Regions from separate parts of the Homo sapiens genome. Here region 1 is linked to region 2. The links are chromatin contacts, found by Hi-C or POLR2A ChIA-PET in ENCODE. All regions are on one chromosome and are shown on one strand. The core of a region is the stretch at or near the end of the contact, and the rest is flanking DNA. Distances in the headings are between cores, read along the strand shown. Region 1 holds the start of KRT80 (keratin 80). Region 2 holds the start of KRT8 (keratin 8).

The links. Hi-C counts contacts between places; a loop is a spot of excess contacts on that map. ChIA-PET counts read pairs that join two places held with the same protein, here RNA polymerase II (POLR2A). Pooled maps may share reads with other maps.
Region 1: a loop to region 2 is called in a pooled map, with 2.8 times the contacts of the local background. The contact joins the promoter of KRT80 here to the promoter of KRT8 in region 2. A Hi-C loop is called at or near these places in 1 of 50 pooled maps. POLR2A ChIA-PET finds 5 or more read pairs at or near these places in 2 of 52 experiments (MCF 10A and Panc1).

Annotation. Positions count from the first base shown.
Region 1 is chr12:52,187,910-52,193,327 of GRCh38, forward strand. It overlaps KRT80 (keratin 80), which reads right to left and starts at 4,105. Exons shown (of 9, transcript NM_182507.3): 1 at 3,694-4,105. The coding sequence starts at 3,993.
Region 2 is chr12:52,902,742-52,908,759 of GRCh38, forward strand. It overlaps KRT8 (keratin 8), which reads right to left and starts at 2,335. Exons shown (of 8, transcript NM_002273.4): 1 at 1,917-2,335. The coding sequence starts at 2,240. RefSeq lists a silencer at 1,106-1,275.

The sequences.
Region 1 (5,418 bases), core at 2,855-5,354, 710 kb before region 2:
GGAAGTTCTTCCTACAGTCTAACCTCAATTCCCTATGCTTCAGCACTAGCTCGCTGGGACATGGTGTGCGTTTGGCCGGCCAGTCCAGCTAGAAGGCATCTGTGGTCTTAGGGGATCAGGGACAGCCCCCTGTTTTCTGCTGCCCTTGGGGGAGTCTCTGGTTGTCTCAGTGGGCGGGGATGGAAATTCATTCCCCACTTGGGACCTTCCTTGCAGAAAGGCTCCTCCCTCTCAGAACAAGGACCTGGGGAGGGCTCATAATCCTGGTGCCCTGAGAGGTGCCAGGTTAATTGCCTCCAACCCAGGAAGACTGCCGAGCCTTCACCTCTGATTCCTCCTCTCTGTTCTGCCTGGCCCTCTGCCCTTAGATCATACAGTAGCAGCTGTAGCAGGGACCTCTCCATTTTACAGATGAAGAAACTGAAGCCCAGTTGAAAAGTAGGGCCAGGTTGGGGCTGAGGTTAGGGGAGAGGCATGTTGTTTTGTGGGGGAAACCGAGCAGCCTAAACTGGAACTCCTGGAGGGAGACAGGCCGGACATCCCAGAGGCTGCAGGTCTTACAGGGGAGTGCCTCTGGGCCACACAGGTAGTGTTCCTTAGCGGGGGCTGTTGAATCCCCGGCCTTCAGCCAGACATTGGCTTTAGCCAGGGAGCCTCAAAGACTCACGAGCAGTGGCTGGTTTGTGCTTTTCTGCATACAGGCAGGGGGAAGGCTGACTTCAGCTCTTCCAGAGGTCACACAGGCCTCGGTGAAGACATTGTCTCCATCCCTCTGTCTCCATCCCTCTGTCTCCAGGCATTTTACCACTGCTCATAGGTTCCCTCTCTACAGCCTCCCCAGGATGAGCTCAGGCAGTCCTGCCTCTTGCCTCTCTCTCCATCCCCTCTGTTGTCTGTGTGTGCGTGAAGGCAAGAAGCCCAGCCAGCAGCCTCTGCTGGAGGTCGGCCTTGCGCCCTCCCTGCCTCCCCTGGCCTCTCCTGCTGCTACTGCTTCTCCTCATCCCCCTTCATCTCATGACTGTTGCCTTACCAGTCCTTCCACTGGGACGAGCTCAGGACCACCGGCAGAGCAGAGCAGTGGAATCTGGGGCGCAGAGAGGGTAAATGACTTGCCCAGGAAAACGCAGCCAGCAAGTGGAAGAAACCACAGTGTTCCAGGGCCTCTACCACCTCCTGAGAGTCTCTGCTCCTCCTGAGTGCTCCCAGGTTCCTCTCAGTTCCTCAGAGGGCCCCCACCCCTCTCCTCTCTTTACCCAGAGCCCCCACCCACTGGTCATGGCGTCTCACCCCTGGGCCTTCCTCTGGGTCCATAATTGCTCAACAGCCCTGCGCCGTACCTCCTGCCCATGAGTCCCTTCACTCCTCTATCCGGCAGGGAGCCTCTCCCCACCTGCTCTCCAGGCTCCTGCCTGGAAGGGGCTAACTGGGTTCTAGCTGCTCCCTGGGCCAGGCCCATTTATTTCATTTTTTATTTAACAGTTATAATATACTTAATATATACCAGATATGTTCTAAATTCTTTTCAAAAATTCTCCCATTTGATTCTAATGAGCCTGCTAACCTAATGTGTGCTGAGGCACAGAGAGGTTAAATAACCTGCCTGAGACAACACAGCTGGTCAGTAGTGGACCGGGATTTAAACCCCACAATGCTGCTCCAGATTTCACATCTTAACCACTTCCTGCTTCCATGTGGGCCCTCACAGCCTCCACAAGGAGGCAAGGAGGGTGGGGCTAACAGATCTTTGCAGAGTTGAAGGGTCAGCTGGGGCCCCTTGGGGCCCTGCAACCAGGGCCCCCAAACGGCCAGTACCCACAGCTCCCTGTGTCCCACCCTGAAGGGCACCCCATCTCAAGGTCAAGGCTAAGGGTTGGGAGGCTCCAATTCTGCTAAAGAACTTCAAGGGCATTGCCCTGGTCTCTGGGCACAGGACCCCAACCCTGAGGGCCTCTTCCCTGTGCTTATATCCTCCCATCCCCATGGCAGGGGCACAGGGTGATATCAGTGCTGGCGTTTGAGGGAGAAAACCACCCATCTGAGCCAAATTCCATAGCTCAGTGAAGCATTCCTTCTAAGGGATTAAACTGGGTTTGGTCAGGAGGTGGCTCTTTAGGGACCTGCCTCCCCAGGGCAGCTGGGCTGCTCTTAGAGGGAGAACCAGCTCAGCAATGCAAGGCTCTGTGCAGTTAGGGCTGGGGGAAGGGATGCTCTGCCTCAGTGGACTGTGGTCCTTCCCCTCTGGGTACCCAGGGGTACCCCAGGTGTGGATGATGAAACTCTGGTCTAGGCACATGAATGGAAGAAGGAAAGAAAAGATTCCCACCACAGAGACCACTGACTTCGTGTCTCAACAGACCTGAGTTCAAATCCAGACTACCATTTGCTGGTTGTGTGATCTTGGGCAAGGCACTTAGCCTTGCTGGTCCTCAGTTTCCTCATCTGCACAGTTGGGAAAATAACAGCCACTGCAGGGTGGCAGTGTGGCTTGAATTTCATTGCATTTGCAATGTTCCTCCAGAGGGCAAGGCATAAGTAGATGCTCAATGCATGTTACTTTCTTCCCTCTGCCCCTCTCTGTGAGCTCCCACCTCATGGGGGAGACCAGCAACATGCAGAGGAACACAGAATCAGAGGCCAAGAGCAGACAAGGACTGAGCCAGGGGCTGAAGGCTGGACCTCTGGTTTACTGGCAGGTTCAGAAATGTACAGTTTTCCTTATCTGTGAAATGGACATAAAATTGTCTTCTCCCATAAGGTTGTTGAGAGAAATACAGATAAACCTGAAAAGCATCAGCACAGTGCCTGGCACATAGTAAGCAATTAACCAATGGCAGCTGGCACTATCATGATTATTCTTGAGGGTGCAGGAGGGTGCAGAGTCAGGAGGAGTTTCTTGGAGAAGATGAGTAAAGAACAGATTTGGGAAGTGGATAACTTCCTTGGGAGCTCCCTTGCCCTGGGAGCAGAGGTGGACACGAGTGCCCCAGACCTGTTGCAGGCCATGGGTAGTGGAGTCTAGGAAGTGTGGTTGTGATGCTGAGGATGCACCTCCCGCAGTCAGGAGGGGCGCAGGGTGCAGGAAGGCCCAACTGGCTTCCCTGTTCTGACTCGAGGCATCGTCCCCTGCATTCCTATCTCCTGACACCTGAGCTGCACCCTCACTTGCAGCAGTCTGGGCAGCAACCTCCTTCCAGCAGCCCCGCACTCACCCTCCACCCTGCTGGCTTTTCTGACTGGGGCAGCTGAGAGAGATGCTGTGGGACCAGAGGCTTGAGGGATAAACAGGAGCGTGGTGCCTGGGAGGCCATCTCCCCTGTCCACTTGCCTCAGAGTAGGACCGCAGAGCATGCCTCCATCAGCCATTCCTGCGAGAGGGCACCCCTGGCCACACTAGGTGGTCCTCCCCAGTCCCTGCCTGGGTGGTGGGTGACCCCAGGTCATGCAGCATGTTATTATCAACACATCCCTCAAAGGCCATCCTGGGGTCCCTTTCTCCCCACATGCCAGGATGGATCAGGGACTTCCCTCCCCCAGCCTCTGCTCAGAGCTAGCCTGTCGGGTTAGCAGTGCCATCTCCCCATTGGCTGGGTGCAGGGGTGGGGCGCGGTGATCGATGCTCAGGGAAACACAGAGCTCAGCTACCGGCCCAGGCCTGGCAGCCCTTCATGTTTGGGACCCCCTACTTGTGCTCACCTTGCCAATTAGGGAGGCAAATTTATCATTGAGGGCCTTCATCTCCTCCTTCTCCTGGTTCTTCAGCTGCTGAACAGCGGGGTCCAACTTGACATCCAGGGGCACCAGCAGGCCGGGGTTCACAGTCACCTTGGAGATAGTGCCAGCCGACCAGCAGCCTGTGAGGCTGCGGGAGCTGAAGCCCGGCCCGGGGGCCCTGCAGCTGTCCCATCCTGAGGTTCCAGGCCGGGGGCTGCCCACCGGGGTCACCTCACAGCTGCTGAGGCTGCTGAAGCCAACCACGCAGGAGCGGCAGGCCATGGTGCCCCCGGCCGGAAGCAGGAGGGCCCAGGGGGGTGAGCGAGTGAGCCTGGGGTTGCGTCGGGTGGCAGGCTCTGGTTGCTCTGGTCACAGCTGGGGCGGGCTGGGGACTGAGGAGCAGACACCTGTTGCACAGTGCTCATTAGCTGCAGGAGGGCGGGACGCCTCCCAGCCTGACCAACCTGTTGGATGATGTGGGTGCTCCCGCCCCTCCCCCAGCAGCATGTAGGTCTCCCTCCCAACAGGTATCTGCATTGCTTAGGGGGCTGGTCCACAGCCCCCTGCCCCAAAGAAAGCAGGCCTAGCTCTGGGGAGGGGGCCAAGGCTGGACTGGCCGGGTGGGTTGGGGGTGGGGAGTTGGCAAAAGGAAGGCCATTCAAGGGGGCAGGAGAGAAGAGAGAGCGCCTCACCGCAGACCTCACTGCATACTTGAAGGCTGACGTATCTGGGCTCACATACTTCTGGAAAAGATGAGTCAAGCATAGGCCTTGAGCTCCCGAGTGTAGGGCAGCTATCCTGGGCACCGTGCCAGCCTGGCACTGGAAAACAGCACTTATTATTTATTTTCTGGCTGCCAAAGAGTCTCCCTGGCTTATCTTCCCCCTTCCTTCTACCCCCTCTCCCTTCCTTCCTTCCTTCACTTTAACTAGCATTGATTGAGGACCTACTATGTACACCCTACTGTCTCAGAGGCTGGGAGGACATAGACGGTCAAGGCCAAGGAGCTCTCAGCATTGGAAATGTGAGACCTGGTTCAAGACTCAGCTGGACTGCTCACCACTCATGTGACCTCAGGCACGTTACTTGACTTTTGTCTTCATTTGTAAAGTGGGGATGAAAACACCCACCTCACAGGAGGTAGCATGTACAAAGCACTTGGTAGAGGACAGGGGACAAAGTTGGCCTCAATCAGTGGTACTGCCTTCCGGGTGCTGAGTCTAGCAGGGGCGATGGGTATGGCTGAATGCAGCTCTGCTCTGGGGCAATGAGAATCCCTGCCTTCCTCACACTCTTTCCTCCCCACTCTTCTTTCTCTTCTCTGCCTCCTTTGACCTCTTTTACACCATCTGTGAAGTAGAAATAGAAAAGACCCCATTTTGCCCCCACAGAGCCTCTGACAGGGCGGCAGAGGCCCACCTGGCCCAGGGCAATGCCTACCTTTCCACAGTTCCTGAGACCCCACTCTCCCACCCCAGGGGGTTACCAGCTCTCCCAGCCCTGCGTCTCCTTTCCTGGCCTGGTGGTCCTGATGTTCTGGCCCTGGTGGCTGGATCTGCATGTCTTTCCTGGACCTGGCTCAATCCTGCTCTGGGTGGCAGGGGCCAGAGCAGAGAGAGGAGTGTGTCTGGGAGAGTCACAGATGGTCAGAGATAGAAGGGGTAGCAGCCCCCTCTGGGCCCAGAGGAAGAGAGAGCCCCTGAGCGG
Region 2 (6,018 bases), core at 1,085-3,584:
AGGCTCACGCTTGTAATCCCAGCACTTTGGGTGGCCAAGGCAGGCGGATTTCTTGAAGTCAGGAGTTCGAGACCAGCCTGGCCAACATATTGAAACCCTGTCCCTACAAATAATACAAAAATTAACCGGGCATGGTGGCACGCACTTGTAGTCCCAGCTACTCGGGAGGCTGAGGCAGGAGAATCGCTTGAACCCAGGAAGCGGAGGTTGCAGTGAGCTGAGATCACACCACTGCACTCCAGCCTGGGCGACAGAGTGAGACTCTGTCTCAAACAAACAAAAAAACTTGTAACTCCTTCTAAACTGGAGGGGACAGAAATCTTTTAAGGGTACAGCCTAGTTCCCTCCACCACTCTCTGCAAATCGCTTTCTTCCCCAGGTCATTCTGCCCCAAAATTATTTTTTAAAAAAAAGTGATTATAACATCTTATCCTAATGGAATGTGGGCCAAGCACTGCTGAACTCTTTACATATGTAAGTTTGAATAGGCAAAAACTTTTGCCTATATGGATTTAGGGGCTCTCATATTCATTTTATAGATGAGGAAATAAGACTTGGCAAGGGAGTCCATAACCAGGAACCGGCAGAGCAGTGCGAACCAAGAATTCAGATTCCAAAGCCTATGCTTAGCTGCTCTCTATAAGGACCCCAGGGCTAGCAAAACGCAGTCAACAAGTCAAGTCCAGGCGCTTGGAGCGCCAAGGGCCCCCGACCACTGGGTTCCTGGGGCTCCGGTTCCTCCCGGCTTACTCTGCCCCAGGATTTCCCTCCTCCCGTTCCCACAATGCCTCCCAGGAGCCAGTCAGCGTGAAGGGCCCAATCCTCGGGGCCGCCGGGGGCCCGGGGCCCCTCAGGCAGCGGAGTCCCAGGGCTGCAAAACCCGGCCTGGCTCCTGCTGTGTGAAAGTGGAGCCAGGCCGCTGGGGCGGAGCAGGGACAGGACGCGAGAAAGGGACACGGGCTGAATGGGCGAGGGGCGTTGGTGGGCGACCGCGTTATCTGAAGCCATAAACTTAACAGGACGTAAACCCCGGGCGGGGCGTCCCACGCCCGCAGACTTTGAATCCTGCATGGGCTTTCCGAGGCCAGGCCCTGGCGCCTCCTCCACCCCACCCCAGCCCACCCCACCCCACCCCACCCCACCCACACCGCCCCCGACGCCGAGCTCCGCCAGGTGGAGGAGAGCGTCCCGAGACTGCTGCCCGCAGCCCCTCACCCCGCCCTCGGCCCCGCCCACGCTGCCGGCGCAGGGGCCGGGGTATGACTCATTCTGTGACCCCCGCACTCAGGCCTCCGGGCGCCAAAGGCCTCAATCAATATTTGCCCGTTTGAACCGAGACACCCACTTCCTTCTCCTAGAATGCTAGAATCACACCAAACCCCTATGTAAAAAAAAGAAAAGAAAGAAAAAAAATCACAAAGGCACCACTGGGGAGCCCTTGGGGTAGTGCTGGCGAAGAGGCGAACCTGGAGGAGGGTAGTCCCCGAACAGCTGGGACTGCCGCAGGGCGATAGCTTAAAAGACGGTCAGAACTCGGGTTGGGGTGAGAACAATAACCGCTATTATTTTTTATAATTTGGGGACAGAATGACCTGAGGAAGAACGGGATTTGTAGAGAGGGGTGGTGGGAACTAGGCTGTACCCTTAAGTTGTCTCTCTCTTCCAAGACCCTCCAGTTTAAAAGGGAAGAAGGAAGCCCCAGGATTCATCCCGGCTGTCCAGACCCTCTCCCCACCCTCACCCAGCCCAAACCAAGGTGCACGGGAGGGGTGAGTCGGAGGATGGAAGGGAGAGTGTCGCCAGGGCGGGTGAGGCCCAGCAGGACGCCAGCTGGGGGCTGGAGATGTGCATAGGGACCGGGACTACCAGGAGAAAGGGGCTGCGGGCACAGTCAGCCACGCAGGGGGGACCCTCACCTTGTCTATGAAGGAGGCAAACTTGTTGTTGAGGGTCTTGATCTGCTCCTTCTCCTGGGTGCGCACGGCCTGGATGTTGGGGTCCACCTCCAGGACAAGGGGGCTCAGCAGGCTCTGGTTGACCGTAACTGCGGTGATGCCTCCCATGCCGCTGGCCCCACCATAGCCGCCGCCCAGGCCACCGCGAAAGTTGCTGCTGCCCACTCGGGAGAAGCTCGAGGAGCTGATGCGGGAACCGGGCCCACTCGTGTAGGAGCGGCTGCTGAAGGCCCGGGGGCCAGAGGTGGACACCTTGTAGGACTTCTGGGTCACCCTGATGGACATGGTAGAGGCAGGAGTGGAGGCAGGCGGGCCGAACCAGGCGGAGATCCTAGAAGGAGCGGAGAAGCTGCTTCTTGGTGAGGAGAGCTCTCAGGAATGGCCTTTTATAAAAGAGATCCCAGCCCCGGGGGATGGGGGGGAAAGGCCTCGTACCTGAGTGGCTAGGCCCAGAGGGGGCTGGGCCTAACCCGTCACCTGCCACCTCCGGGCAGGACTCAGGTGGGGGCAGCAGAGAGCTGCCGCCACCCAAGGGCCCGTTCCAACCCTGGAGCCCACTCCAGCACCACCCCCAGAAACCCAGGAAAAGGCAGTTCAGTGAATATGAAACTGGAAGAAATCCTGTCCTGGCACAAGTGCCTGTAACAAGCAGACTTGCCTGGGCCGCCCAGCCACTACAACCCTGACTCCTGGGTCTTGTCTCCCTCCCTCCTGGGGGAAATAAACTGGAGGACTGGGAAGCATGGGAAAAAGGGGTCTCCTAGTATTTGGGTCTCCTCTGAGCTGCCGACACCCCAGAGAAACTCTCCTGTGTTCTCCCTGATTGAAGCGATTATGAGGGCCTGCCTGAGCTGGATGACAGAACAGCTGGAGTCCAAAGCCTTGAATCTGAAATCAACCATTTGCCTCATCTTTCCAGGTTACTGTTCTACCCCTAGCACCTGGTGCAGTGCCAAGAGGGTCTGGGTAGATATTTGTGGAATGAATGAATGAATAAATAAATGAGTGAATAAACATCACACGCGCACACACACACACACACACACACATACACATACACACACAGTGGCTGTCGTCCCTCTACATCTGAAGGTGCAAGATAAAAAGAGATCCAAGGCCAGGCACGGTGGCTCACGCCTGTAATCCCAGCACTTTGGGAGGCTGAGGTAGGCGGATCACGAGGTCAGGAGTTCAAGACAAGCCTGACCAACATGGTGAAACCCCATCTCTACTAAAAATACAAAAATTAGCTGGCCATGGTGTAATCCCAGCTACTCAGGAGGCTGAGGCAGGAGAATCACTTGAACCCGGGAGGCAGAGGTTGCAGTGAGCTGAGATCGTGCCACTGCACTCCAGCCTGGGCGACAGAGCGAGATTCCATCTCAAAGAAAAAAAAGAGCGAGATCCAACACAGCACTTTTCCTGAACATAACCCAGGGGCTTCCTCTCCTTCCAAGATCCTAGGATCCCCTGGGCCAGGTGAACACTGTAGGCCTCACTGAAGGGCCTAGAGAATGATGAACAGGGCTAGAAGGCAGAGAACGCAGGGGTTGGGGGGGGCAAGAGGAGATGGGAGCTATGTCAGGGACTTCATAGTTCTTGCTCTTTGCGGGAGTCACTCCCATTGCTCCCAGTGAGTGAATCATGGGAAGTGAGACAGGACGGCAGGGGGTACAGTGGAGTGGTGTGGCACTCGTGGTGCTACCTGGACCCTCCTGCTTTACCCAGGCTCCCAACGGGCCAGAGGAAATAGAGGAAGAGTCCCTGCACCTGTCTCCCATTATCAAAGTGAGTCAGGAGGGCAGGTTGGGACGTAGCACGCACCTGTGGGAGGTTGGAGATTGGGGAGCTGAGCAAGGCACCCCAGGCCTGGGTGGGGCCAGGCAGGGCATGCTGTGGGTGGAAGGCAGGAGGTTTAGGTCCCCAAGGCAGAGATTCCACCTGCAATTACCTGATGGCTGGGGCTGGGTTCTCTGGAAGATACTGCAGGGTGTGATGTGGGGACTGGATGAAACTGAACTCAGAGGACCAACAGATGACAGCCAGATCCCCTTGAGGAGAGGGACAGGTGACATAGCCCTGACCCAGGGAAGGGGGTGACCACCTACTGGGAGGACAGATGTACAGTTTCTTCCCCATCCTTCTCTAGGAGAGACACCCAGGCTCACAGAAAGACAGGCACATAGGACCCCTACCCAGAAGGACAGAGAGACCCAGAAGCCCCCTCCTTGGAGGACAGACAAACTTAAAAAGACAGACACACAGACAAGCTCTCTTCACAATGCACGCGTGCATACACACACACACACACACACACCCCACACATTGAAGTCCCTTCCAGAAAAATGCATAGATCCCAAGAGCGGGCACAGTGAGTGGCTCCTTCACCTCCCCTCCCCTCCCCAGGCCCTGCCTCCTGCTATGCTGAATGGAGCAAGGGAAATTCAGTTAGCACCTATTTACACCAGGCCTTCTCCCAGCTCCTTTAAACAATGCCTAATTTTCCCAAGAGTGATTGGAAGGCATGCTACCCCCTCCCCAACAAACACCCGCACCCACCAGGGCTGAGAAGCTTTTAACAGAAGACCAAAGGGAGAAGGACTGGGCCCAGTGCCAAACCTGGGACAGGGAAGGCGGAAGGAGGGAGGGAGGGGCTGGTCAGACGGGTATGGCAGCCCTGGAAAGGGAGGACAGGCGCTCTCCCTATCTTCCCTCCCCCACGCTGCTGTTAGAGGGAGCAGGGGGCACTCAGGTCCTGATCTAGGCAGCACAAGGAGCAAAAAAACAGCACCCCAAAGCCTTTCCTGAAATTCCAGTCCCCTCCACCCCACCTTTCTGGTTCCCTGGTTCTAGGAGTGTCCCTTGTTTAAGGTGAGGACAGAGGGGGTTGCCAGGGACCCTGCAGTATGCAGGCTGGAGGGCTGACCCAGACCTTACCCAGCCAGGGGAAGCCCTTTTTTTCTGGGGCAGCCCAGAACCGTCTAGGGCCAGAAGTGTTTGTGTCTCATTTGTCATCTCTCTATTGCCCAGAGACCCCAGCCAAACCTTCCCCCAGATGCCCCAAGCACAGCCTCGGTGCAGGAGAAGAGGCCAGAGTTGGCCTCTCTGATGGCCCCTGCCTGGGACTTCAGGGTTAAAGGCAGAAGGAGAAGGCCCCTGGGACTAGGGCCAAGTGGTGAGGGAAGAGAGAACCAGACTGGAGCAGGCCCACAGGTACAACTCCTTGTAAGGCATTGTGGTCTACACACAGCTGCCTGCCGGACAAAAGGGAACAACGTGTTTGCGGTGCCTGCCCTACCCAGACAACTCTGCCTCAAACCGCCTTTCCTGGAGAGTGAACCAGGGAAGGAGGAGACACTCACTCCCTGTGGGCCAAGAGTGAGGGCCAGGCCCCCTACTTCTGATGGTGCAGGATAATTCAGAGAAGGCCCTGAGACCCTGAGCAGTGGCATTAAGTCTTGGGGCCAGTGGGGTGGGGAGGTAGCTGTTATCATCACTCATGATCATGGGAAGAGATGGTCTGAACAAGTTTTTTTTTTTCTTTTTTGAGACGGAGTCTCGCTCTGTCACCCAGACTGGAGTGCAGTGGCGCAATCTCGGCTCACTGCAAGCTCCGCCTCCCGGGATCTGAACAAGTTTTGCTTAGAGATCAGGACTGATGATCTCATTCGCTGCAACCTTGTTCATAATAGCCAAAGAGTGGGAACAAAACAAATGTCCACCAAATGACGAATGGATTTCTTTAATGTGGCATATCCATACGATCTAATGTTACAATTAAAAGGAATGAACTACTGATGCATGTTGGATGCAGATGAGCCTTGAAACCCGTATGCTCAGTGAAAGGAGACAGTCATAGAAGATCAGGTACCCTATGATTCCATTTATATGACATGTGCACAACAGGCAAAGCATAGAGACAGGAAGTAGATTAGTGGTTGCCTAGGGAGGGGAGGAATGGAGATGAATGCTAAAGAGCACAGGGTTTCTTTCTGGGGTGATGAGAATGTTCTAAATTTGATGGTGGTGGGCAGGCACAATGGCTCTACCTATAATCCCAGCA